Linked DNA regions of Mus musculus: region 1 is linked to region 2. The links are chromatin loops, found by intact Hi-C in ENCODE. Cell type or tissue: heart. All regions are shown on one strand.

Evidence for each region. A loop is a pair of places that touch in the nucleus more often than their neighbours do. Peaks named below come from ENCODE experiments on the same cell type or tissue, not always from the same donor. Only the 100,000 strongest peaks of a DNase experiment are listed, where the experiment ranks them.
Region 1: a loop joins it to region 2, with 2.4 times the contacts of the local background. A loop is called at or near these places in 5 of 42 quality-filtered maps.

The regions. Positions count from the first base shown.
Region 1 is chr1:39,277,541-39,282,540 of GRCm38, reverse strand. The region is part of intron 2 of Npas2 (neuronal PAS domain protein 2); the gene reads right to left. It also overlaps the pseudogene Gm17904. Among named protein-coding and RNA genes, the nearest start is that of Npas2, 86 kb to the right of the region's middle. In heart, no CTCF peak of the experiment used is centred here; a DNase peak (open chromatin) is centred at 1,970; H3K27ac peaks cover 850 bases; H3K27me3 peaks cover 1,340 bases.
Region 2 is chr1:39,329,302-39,334,301 of GRCm38, reverse strand. Npas2 (neuronal PAS domain protein 2) reads right to left here. Exons shown (of 21, transcript NM_008719.2): 12 at 3,281-3,365; 13 at 351-492. Among named protein-coding and RNA genes, the nearest start is that of Rpl31, 36 kb to the left of the region's middle. In heart, no CTCF peak of the experiment used is centred here; a DNase peak (open chromatin) is centred at 2,951; H3K27ac peaks cover 308 bases; H3K27me3 peaks cover 500 bases.

The DNA of each region.
Region 1 (5,000 bases), 52 kb after region 2:
ACACACACACACACACACACACATGCACAGATACATGCACAAACACATTCATACACACAGACACACACAGAAATATACTACACACACACATACACACATACACACAGATACACAGACAGGCAGCCCCCCCCCCTCCAACACTAGCCTGGGTGTGCAGTAGGACATGTCATCTGAGTTTGTATGGTATAGTCTATGATGCTTGCAGAGACAGAAATCACCATATAATTCATTTCTGGGAGTCTGTTTCTGTCAGTAAGTGGCACCCGGCCATGTTGCTTTTCTCATCCTTTCAATGGTCCTATGAGGTAGGTACCATTCTTATATGTTTTCCAGGTGAAGAAGCCAAAGCACTGAAAGAGACCATGTGACTTATCACCATTACACAGTGGGACAGCTGCAATGCAGGCTGGCTTAGACATCACTCCTGCCCCTTGCTGTAGCTTCCCCAAGTCACGTGGCATCATCTTCTAAGAAGCCACATACCCAGTATTCTGGGAGCCCAGAGTCAAGTGTGACTAATGCTGATGGCTTAGTTTTCATTCATACCACAGGAATGAAACCCACACTCTACAGAAAACAGCGTCTCACAAGTCTTTTCCCCTTAGAGACAGGACAGCATAGAAAATGGAGAACAGAGTCGGACGCCAGCCCCAGGGCCTCAAGGAGTAGCCTTTCCGTTGCTGCGGTCAATATGATTGGTGTTGGTGTTCAGCTAGCATTTCCCTGATCTCCTTCAAACAGTTAGGATGGTCTTTCCCTGCCCTGAAAGTCAGTGGCCAGTCACACTGTGGCTCCTTAGACATGGAAATGGAGACACAAATAGCAAGGGGTCTGTTTCCAGTCAGAGGCTCAAGGTCCCTTCAGAACTGCTGGGTCCTGCCTTGGCAACGAGCCAGAGGAACCAAGGCAACGAACGCTTCGCTCGTCCTGAGCTCCGGATTGAGAACACTTAATAACAAGAGCCTTGATATGATAGTTTGGAGAGGTGGTGGCACTCTGAGGAGGTGGGGACTAATAAGAGACTATTAGTTTTTCACCCTGGGAAAAGATTAAGACTAAGTAGGTTGTTAGGAAGCAAGTTTGTTTTCTTAATTTACTCTTGTTTCATGTCTTGCTCTCTCATCATCATATCTCTCTGTCTCTCTCTCCCCTCTGCTTTCCCGCCCCTCCCCCTTCTCTTTCATGTGAACTCACTCACTCACCCTACCATAAAGTCCTTACTGGAAGCCAATGTTACCATCATGCCCTCAGACTTCGGGGAGCATAAGCAAAAGGACCCTTTTCTTAAAGACTCTACTGCCAGGCATTTTGTGGTAACAAGGCAAGAGTCCTCTTAAGCTTCTGAGATGAAAGAGAAAAGGGCTCCCCAGACTGTAGCACTTCGAAACAGGAAATATCATCACCCTGTCGCGCAATGAGGAAGAGGCGAAAAGGTAAACAAGGTTTCACATGTGACTCCAAGGCAGATTTATATTTATGGGAGAGTTGAGTATGTCCTGGTTGTTGCCCGTGTTTGGGAATCCAGGCAAATGTACACCTGAGTCTACCCAGCTTGGGCAGTACAGGAATGGCTTTAAATTCAGGTTCAATGCATACTGGGAAGGATTTTTACCATCTTCACCAAGAAGGGAAACACCATGCCCAGCTTCTCCCCATTTCAGATTAGCCATGAAGAAGAAGGTATTGATGAAGTCAGTCCCATTGCCTACCTGGAATGTTCGGACACAGGAACCCGTCAGAGGCGTTAGCCGCCGAGGCAAAGTTCATCTTTAAACATTCAGTCTCATACACTGAGGAAGAAGTCATGAGGCTTCCTGAAAATAGCAGCGATTAGCTTTTGATTCCACAGCCCGAGAATCTAGGGCTTCCAGGGCCACAAGCGGTGTGGCAGCAACACTGGGCTGGCTGACAGGACGAAGAGATTTCTGTTCCAGAGAACACTGCTGATTATTTTTAAATTTAGGCTTATGGATAACACAGAACGGAGCCTCCAATCCAAAAGATATCCAGATGGCCAAGACCTTTACAGAGGGCACTAAGCCAGACTAGCACTCCCGTGCCTATTGCCAGGCCTGAGACAGGTCTTCAGATCTCAGACACACCCACAGTTATAATGTAAAGACCAGGGTGGTCTTTACATTAGACTAGTACTACGTTTGTCTACATTGTTTAAGTACTTGTTAGGTCATCTCAAGACCAAGACAGATGTGAATGGAAGAAAGCAATGTAAATGTTGTCACAGATTGATGAAGAAAAAGCCACTAGGCACCCAGCTAGGCATTAGAAGTTTGTATGAGTGGGAGACCTCACACAGAACTCCAGGGTGATGTTGTGGCTGTTGCCCTGTGCAGAAAAGCTAATATCAAGAGAAGAGTCAAGGGGGCCAAGTGATTAACCCCTAAAAGCCAGAGGAACTGATTTTGTTTCAGGGGTCCATATTGAAGATCAGGACCTAGAAGGCACATTTACTCCAACTGTAGTCACTTCATCAAGATGTACAAGAAAGAGAGCTCACAGCTGGAGAACAGCATAGCACATGGCAGGTTGTTGAGGTCTCTGATGTGCCTTATCTGGCCTCAGAGCGTCACACACAGCATAAGCAGGCTTTTGCTGATGCCAAGGAGAGTTGGTGACCTGCTTCAGGCAATGGGGTAGCACCTGGTGCATTATGGGATGAAGTCATCAGGCTCTGGGATGAGTCTGGCTACTTCTTGGCTAAGTGGAATGAAGCAGCACCCACCTGGTGAGCTGTAATGCAAATACCAGAGGGTTATGGAAACCCTGACCGCCGCTCATTGCGATTGTGTCTGGGGTGGATGACTCTCATCTTCTGGCTGAGTTCTGATGGATAAGTTTGCCCTGGTACCTGGGTTTGCTCCAGGAACCACCATCCCAGGCAGGACCAGGGTGAGGCCTCTGAGCAGAAAGAGAGGACCCCCCCTTGGAGACAGTCCAAAGGACTCCCAAACAGGGAAGGAAACAGAAGCAGCTGTTGGAGAAAATCTGCCAACATCAGGAGGTGCTGAAGGCCATGCGCAGCCACTCCCAAGCTCATACCCTTTTGACATGACCACCAGACCTCCCGCTAAAGAACTCTTGTGTGGATACCTCTGCATTCTGCCACCCCTCTACTGACAGTGACTAAGAATGTTCTGAGGAGAATCCATTCTATCCAAGCTCCCACAACAACCAGCAAAGGCTCCTGGCTGTGCTCCCAAGCCTTCTGCATGGATACCCCAACCCAGAGCCAGTACCTTCAGGCTGATCCAGCCACCCGAGGTACCCCTCTCTCAAACCTAAAAATCCTTCCGTCAAGACGGTATCCTGGCCTACTCCTTTAGTGCAGACCATCACTGTCTTTACTCCTTAACTCCAAGGGCCTTCAGGGGAAGAGGACCAGGCAGGCTTAAAAGAGTTCAGAAACATAAAGGGTACCTGTGGAGGTGGGTGTGACCAGAGAGTGGTATACAGACCTTGCCAGAGCCACGGAGGTGGTGGGAGTATGGGACCATGGAAGGTGAAGTCTAATGACATATCCACAACCACTGGGTGGAGAAAATCAGTGATGGATGATGTTTGGTTGATAAAGCCACCTCTGGAGTTTCAGACGCCTGACAGACAGAGGAAGGGCGAAGGAAGAAGAGTCTATGGTGATCTAGCCCGGTTGGAGCCCCATACCTCCAGCCATCTCCACTGAGCCTGATACCACTGCCTCTGGCATCATGAAGGCCATGCTCCAGCTTCCTTATGGCGACTTACGGTATTCCTGCCTCCGAGTTTCCCCATCGTGGTTTCTTTGAAGAATGCATGAAGTCATATGAGGCAGGGTTCCAGAATCTGCCCCATCTGCCAGAGGTGTGCCACACTGCTGGCCAAGGCCTTAGAGAAGAACCTGCCCACATTCCAGATAAAGCTCAGTGCATGAGAAGAACTACAGACTGGTATACTAGTATTTCTGCAAAAGGGAGGGAGGAATCTGTGGTTTCAACTTGGGCTTGCTCGATGGATGTCTGGACCAGAGAGCTTAGGTAACAGTTTAGCAGCCTGGCCTCATCCCATCCAGACCAAACCTGACTCTGTCCCTTGTACCGCTATTTCCATGTGTATAACTAGTTTTGGGTATCCTCCAAGCCATAAAATGAGATCCAGCCATCTTGGCAGAACGTATGGATGAGTCTGAGACAAGGTGCTGGGTATTAGAGTAGAAACTGGTGAGAAGACCTGGAAAAGGCAGGAGAAATTCGGCATGACGCGAGGAGGATTGCAGAGGCACTCTGCAAAGACCACACCAGTGTCTCTGTTATTTTCTGGTGTCAACCCTAACACCTGCCGTGGGGCTCTCAGTCTGAAACCTGAGAGTTTCAGGGGTTTCTAGATGAAGTAGTCTCTCTCTGTCCAGTCTCCTCTGTCTAGGTAAGTGTCCTAGTCAATGTTCCATTGCCACGAAGAGACACCATGGCCACAGCAACTCTTATAAAAGAAAGCGTTTAACTGGGGCTGGCTTACAGTTTCAGAAGTTTAGTCCATCATCATCATGGCGGGGAATATGGGGACAGGTGTGATCCTAGAGCAATAGCTGAGAGCTACGTCCTGATCCACGTGCTGAAAGAGAGAAACTCTTAAACAACACAGGTAAGTGTTTTGTTTGTTTGTTTGTTTGTTTGTTTTTTAAAAAACCTCAAAGCCCACCTCCAGTGACACACTTCCTCCAACATGGTCACCCTTCTGAATCCTTCTAATCTCATTCAAGAGTTCCACTGCCTTGTGACTAAGCATCCAAATAAATGGGCCTCTGATGACCATTTTTATTTGCACCACCACAGTAAGGTAACACTGCTGTTAGAATTCTTTTAAACTTGCAATCTTAAAGGTAACATCTAAGAAGAGACCTTTTTGTATACTTCGGTACATAGTCAGTATGGGAGGGTTTGATCCCAAACTCTCATCCACCCCCCCCACCTACAATCTGGCAAGCTCTGTTCTGCTCCCTACAACTACAC
Region 2 (5,000 bases):
TGTGATGTAGGTGGGGGCCACCCCTGGGCTGGTGGTCCTGGATGGCAGGCTGAACAAGCCACAAGGAACAAGCCAGTCAGCAGCACTCTTCCTCCACAGCTTCCACATCAGGTGCTGCTTTGAGTGTCTGCCCTGATGATGTCCCTGGATGACACACTACAACTGTAATAGGAAATAAACCCCCTCCTCCACAGTTGACTTTTTGGTCATGGTGTTTTTGTTTTGTTTTGTTTTACACCCTGTGCATTCTGGGTAAAGGTGGCCTGACCCAACTCAGTCTGGGACTCTGTGTGACTCTGTGCCCCTGGTCTGATGGCCCCATATTTACCCGTCCATGGAATGGTACTCACAGGTGGGTTCTGACATGGCTGTGTGTGAGGACTTGTGGGAACTCCTTGAGGAGGCTGATGGAGAAGGGCTGCTGGGAAGACCTGAGGCGCCCATGTCAAGTGCATTAAAGGGCTGTGGAGGCTCTAGGCTTGAGTCCTTTTCCTGAAACACACACATGTGCATATGAGCTCGTGCGAGCAGATAGACAAACAGACACACAAATAAAAATAAGCTTCAGCATTAAGATTCCATGAATGAGTGGAAAATGTGACCTTAGTTCTAGTACATAGAAGAATTTGGAAGAAAGTGGGAGAAATGCTCTATCATCTTAGGAATCTTTCTAGATACATTTGGGTACAGTAGATAGATACTCATGTGTTGTACCATCACCAAGAGGCTTTGTCTTACAAACCACTTTTATTTGCACCTTCTTTCTCTTTTATTTTGATTTTTTTATATTCCCTCCACTGACCTTACATTTTATTTGTTCCTTAAAACAGTTATCTCATTGACAAGTATTGTAGTTTTCTGAAATGAGAGATCAGAATGCAGTAGGGCTACCATTAGTGATGGCTTGTTAACATGGCGATGAGATACAGGGCACTGGGCCATCACAGGGTTCTTCCTTTGCTGCCGTGCACACTTGCTCTCTGCATGGGTAAAAAGCTATGGTCTCTCATTGTTTGATATCTGACTCTTATCTGGTCCTGGCTTCCAGGTCGTGTCTACTCCAAACAAGATATGACGGGAGAGAAAGCAGCTTTGATGGACAGGCTACAAACCTTTATGGCGTAAGAGTCATAGTGTATGCAAATAGGTTATGATTTTTTTTTTAAGCCAAAGAAGAAAACACAGTGTTTATTCCCCTAAGTCCTGTGGCAACCCAGAAGGGAGAAATTACCGCACCCATTGTGTAATGACCACCCACTGACTTGGGTATTCAGTTTCACATATGTGAGTCCATGTGTTGTTCTGACTTTAGATCGGTTGCTACCATGATGTGTATGTTTGTGTGTGTGTGTGTGTATGCATGCACACGTGCGCACATCTATGTGAGTGTAAATATGTGTATGTGTGTGAGTGTGTATACATGTGTGTGTATGTGAGTGTGAATATGCACGTGTGTATGTGTGTATACATGTATGTGCATGCATGTGTATGTCTGTGTGTGTGTGCGTGCCCCCCATAAAGAGGACCGGCATGACTGATATGTGACCTACAATCTTTTCTGTCAAACAGGATGGCAGGATGCACCTGTATGTGTGGTGGGAAATGTCATTTGCTTAGTGACAATCTCCTTAGATAAGGCTGGTCCAAGGGTCACTGCACCATACCACAGTGAATCACATATTCCTGATCAGCCAAGAGAATTGGCCCCAGGAGTGAGCATGCACACGGAGGGGCATTCATTCACAGGCACTGCTAGCATGGAATATCACAGCCAACAATGGAATCTGCATTTCACAGACATGTCAGTCAGTGGAGCATTAAATGTCCCTCAGACAAGATCACCACAGAGTGAGAGGCAACATCATAGAGGTTTCACTTCAAAAGGAGGTGTTACCTTTTCACACAGAAACCCGAGAGAGAGACACATTTCTGTTTCGCTGATGGGTACATATTATATTACTCTGTGGTTGATGTATGGTGTGTCTAACACCTGTCTAACGCTAGCTGAATTCCATTCTCTGACCCGACACTGTGACAGAGTGTGATGTGGGAAGCAGACATTTCACTAAGTGATGGCAGCCATTCAGGTAAGGATGGGTGGGGAACACTTACAGAGATCAGGTGAGCCTCTGTAGACAGGGCTCTCTGATCCTTGAGGGTGATTTTTCCTTCCTCCCAATTTCATCCACAAGGGATGACAGATGTTTCTATTGATCACAGATAGGCTGGCAGGCTGCTGCAAAGCCTCTGGTCAGATTCCGGAATCTAAGTTTCTGGACACCCTAGAACTTGAACGACTCTGCTGCCAAGCATTCACCCAGCTTTCAACATATCCCCCAAAAAAGGGTTTATCCACAATTGATGAAAAGAAATCCTTATTTCATAGATTGACTGGCAGCACTTGCTTTCTTGAAAGAACGCAGGCTCATCTAGCTGATAATTTCTTAGCATAGGACATTCTTAGCTTTCTTTCTTTTCTTCTTCTTCTTTTTTTTTAATCTTATAATGTTTCTACTTGTTGTATAAATGACCTTTGAGACCCAAGGCTCTGGCCTTCATAGTTTCTTGGCACTGTGTGAGGAAAAGTCTGGACAGATGGGACCAGAGAACTCAGGGTAGAGAAAGGAAGGAGGTGGTGGGATTGGTGGACTGAAGGATCCTTTTTACATCGGCATTCCTGACAAAGCTGATGCTAAGGTGGCTACTAACTAAAATCTTGTGACACCTAGTCAGAAACTACAGGGAGGGATGGGGCGGTAGCTTCACATGGATTGCACTCCTAGTACCATAAAGCAAGATCAAAGCTGGGGAGTGCAGGGGGCACAGGCTAATAATTGGAAGCAATACAATAAAGCTTAGTCTAAGAGAGGGATGTAGGCCTTGGATTGTTCCACACTCTAGTGGGTGATGGAATTGCTCTCTGGCACTTTATCTGTGGCTTTTTATAGCCATCATTGGAAGGCTGGGAAGTTGCCAAGCCATTCCTTGAGTCCAGAGGCTGTTTTTGAGCCAGCTTTTTACAAGCCTGTCCTTGAGTACCCATGCTTCCATGCTCATCGGAGGGAAGGGAGAGAGCACACAGCATCTACCTCACGGGACCATCCTGGAAGGCAAATGAGCAAACACCCACAAGCTATCGGGAGAGCTATGGGTCTCCAGCGAGGGCTTAGTCCAGATGAATCCATCCTTGCTAGCCTGGTATCTATCAGAATGGGATAGATGGCACCACCCATGGGAGGTGCCACTGCTTAGCCCTTCCCTCTAGCAGGGATGAACTCACCTTCACTGCAGAGGGGTGCATGGCCTCTGTGGGTGGGTCTTCCAGAGCCAGCTCCTGTCTCCTTTCCACTCGAACATCTGCGTAACTGCTCAGAAAAGAGAAACCACTGTGAAGCCTGGACATTCCAGGAAGGCAATGCCCATGGGGACACATGGAGCTTTCTATATAAAACCTACTCATAGAATGTGTGGCCCAAGGAAGCCCATCTGTGACCTGCTCAGAGGACCGAGTCTCATTCCTGCCTAATTGCCTTGCAAAGATTTTAATATTATGTACCAGCTATTTTCAGTTCTGGCCTGGGTTTATTTCTCTCCCCTCTGTTCTCTATCCCTTTATTACCTGAAATCTACAGATACGTTAGCTTTTAAGATATACTTTTGTTTGTTGCTAAGCTTCTGCTTGTAAAGAATTAAAAAGTGTGCTTCAGGCCAGGCGTGGTGGTGCACGCCTTTAATTCCAGCACTCAGGAGGCAGAGGAAGGCAGATTTCTGAGTTCAAGGCTAGCCTGGTCTACAAAATGAGTTCCAGGACAGCCAGGGCTATAAAGAGAAACCCTGTCTCGAAAAACAAAAACAAAAACAAAAACAAAACAAAAACAAAACAAAAACAAAAACAACCCAAAAAACCCCCACCAAACCAAAAAAACAAAACAAAACAAAACAGAAACCTGTGCTTCAAACATGTTCATTATGTATATACAAAGAAACAAACCAAGACCTAGACAGTCCCAGGCCACTGCTGAGTCTAGGGACCCACTTTGTCTACTGTAGATAACTCTATGGTGCAGTCGCAGGATTAGGAGGAGCCTGGGATGAGAGCCTGGAGTGTCTGAGCCCTGGTTTATCTCCTCGGCTCAGTCCTCATGCTCTCCCAGACCTAGCTTCTTCCTACGATGCGGGAGGAAGGAGAGAGCAAGGGTGTCATGCATCCTCTCTGAGAGACTGAGCAGCCCACTGGAAAAGACACAGTCTGAGAGGCAATGAACGACTACTAGCCACAAGGCCACAGGCCACGAGCCACTGACTGAGAAAACCCAAGAGGATGGGCTGGGAACCAAAGAAGGAGTCTGAGCATGAGTGCATGTTGTGATAAAATGAGATGTAGTCAATGGCTGAGAAAGGCCAGTGCTTCCCTATTCTCCTCCTACTAATGCACATTTATATATGCAGAGACGTGTGCCAATCTTCATATGTGTTACACATATATGTATATGTAACATATACATATACACACATACACACATATACATACATATATAAGCATACACACATATACACATATACATAATATACATATACACACATACACATATACATACATATATACATATACATACATATATAAGCATACACACATATACATAATATACATATATACATATACACACATACACATATACATACATATATAGGCATATATGCATATATACATACACATACAAATACATATTATCCCTCTATAGAAGCTCAAGTCCCTAATATAAAACGGGGTAGCATTGCAATCACCCTCTTGCAAACTTCACACACAGGTAGTTTCCTTTTAACACACAGTGCAATACAATGTAAATGCTTTGCACATAGCTGCTATACTATGCTCTTTACAAAGAGTGAGAAGAAAAAAATGCTTGTCTATCTTTAATATGAATTTAATTTAAAATACTTTCCATCAGTGATTAGCCATATATGGATGTAAAATCTACTTGATAGAAGGATGGGCTATT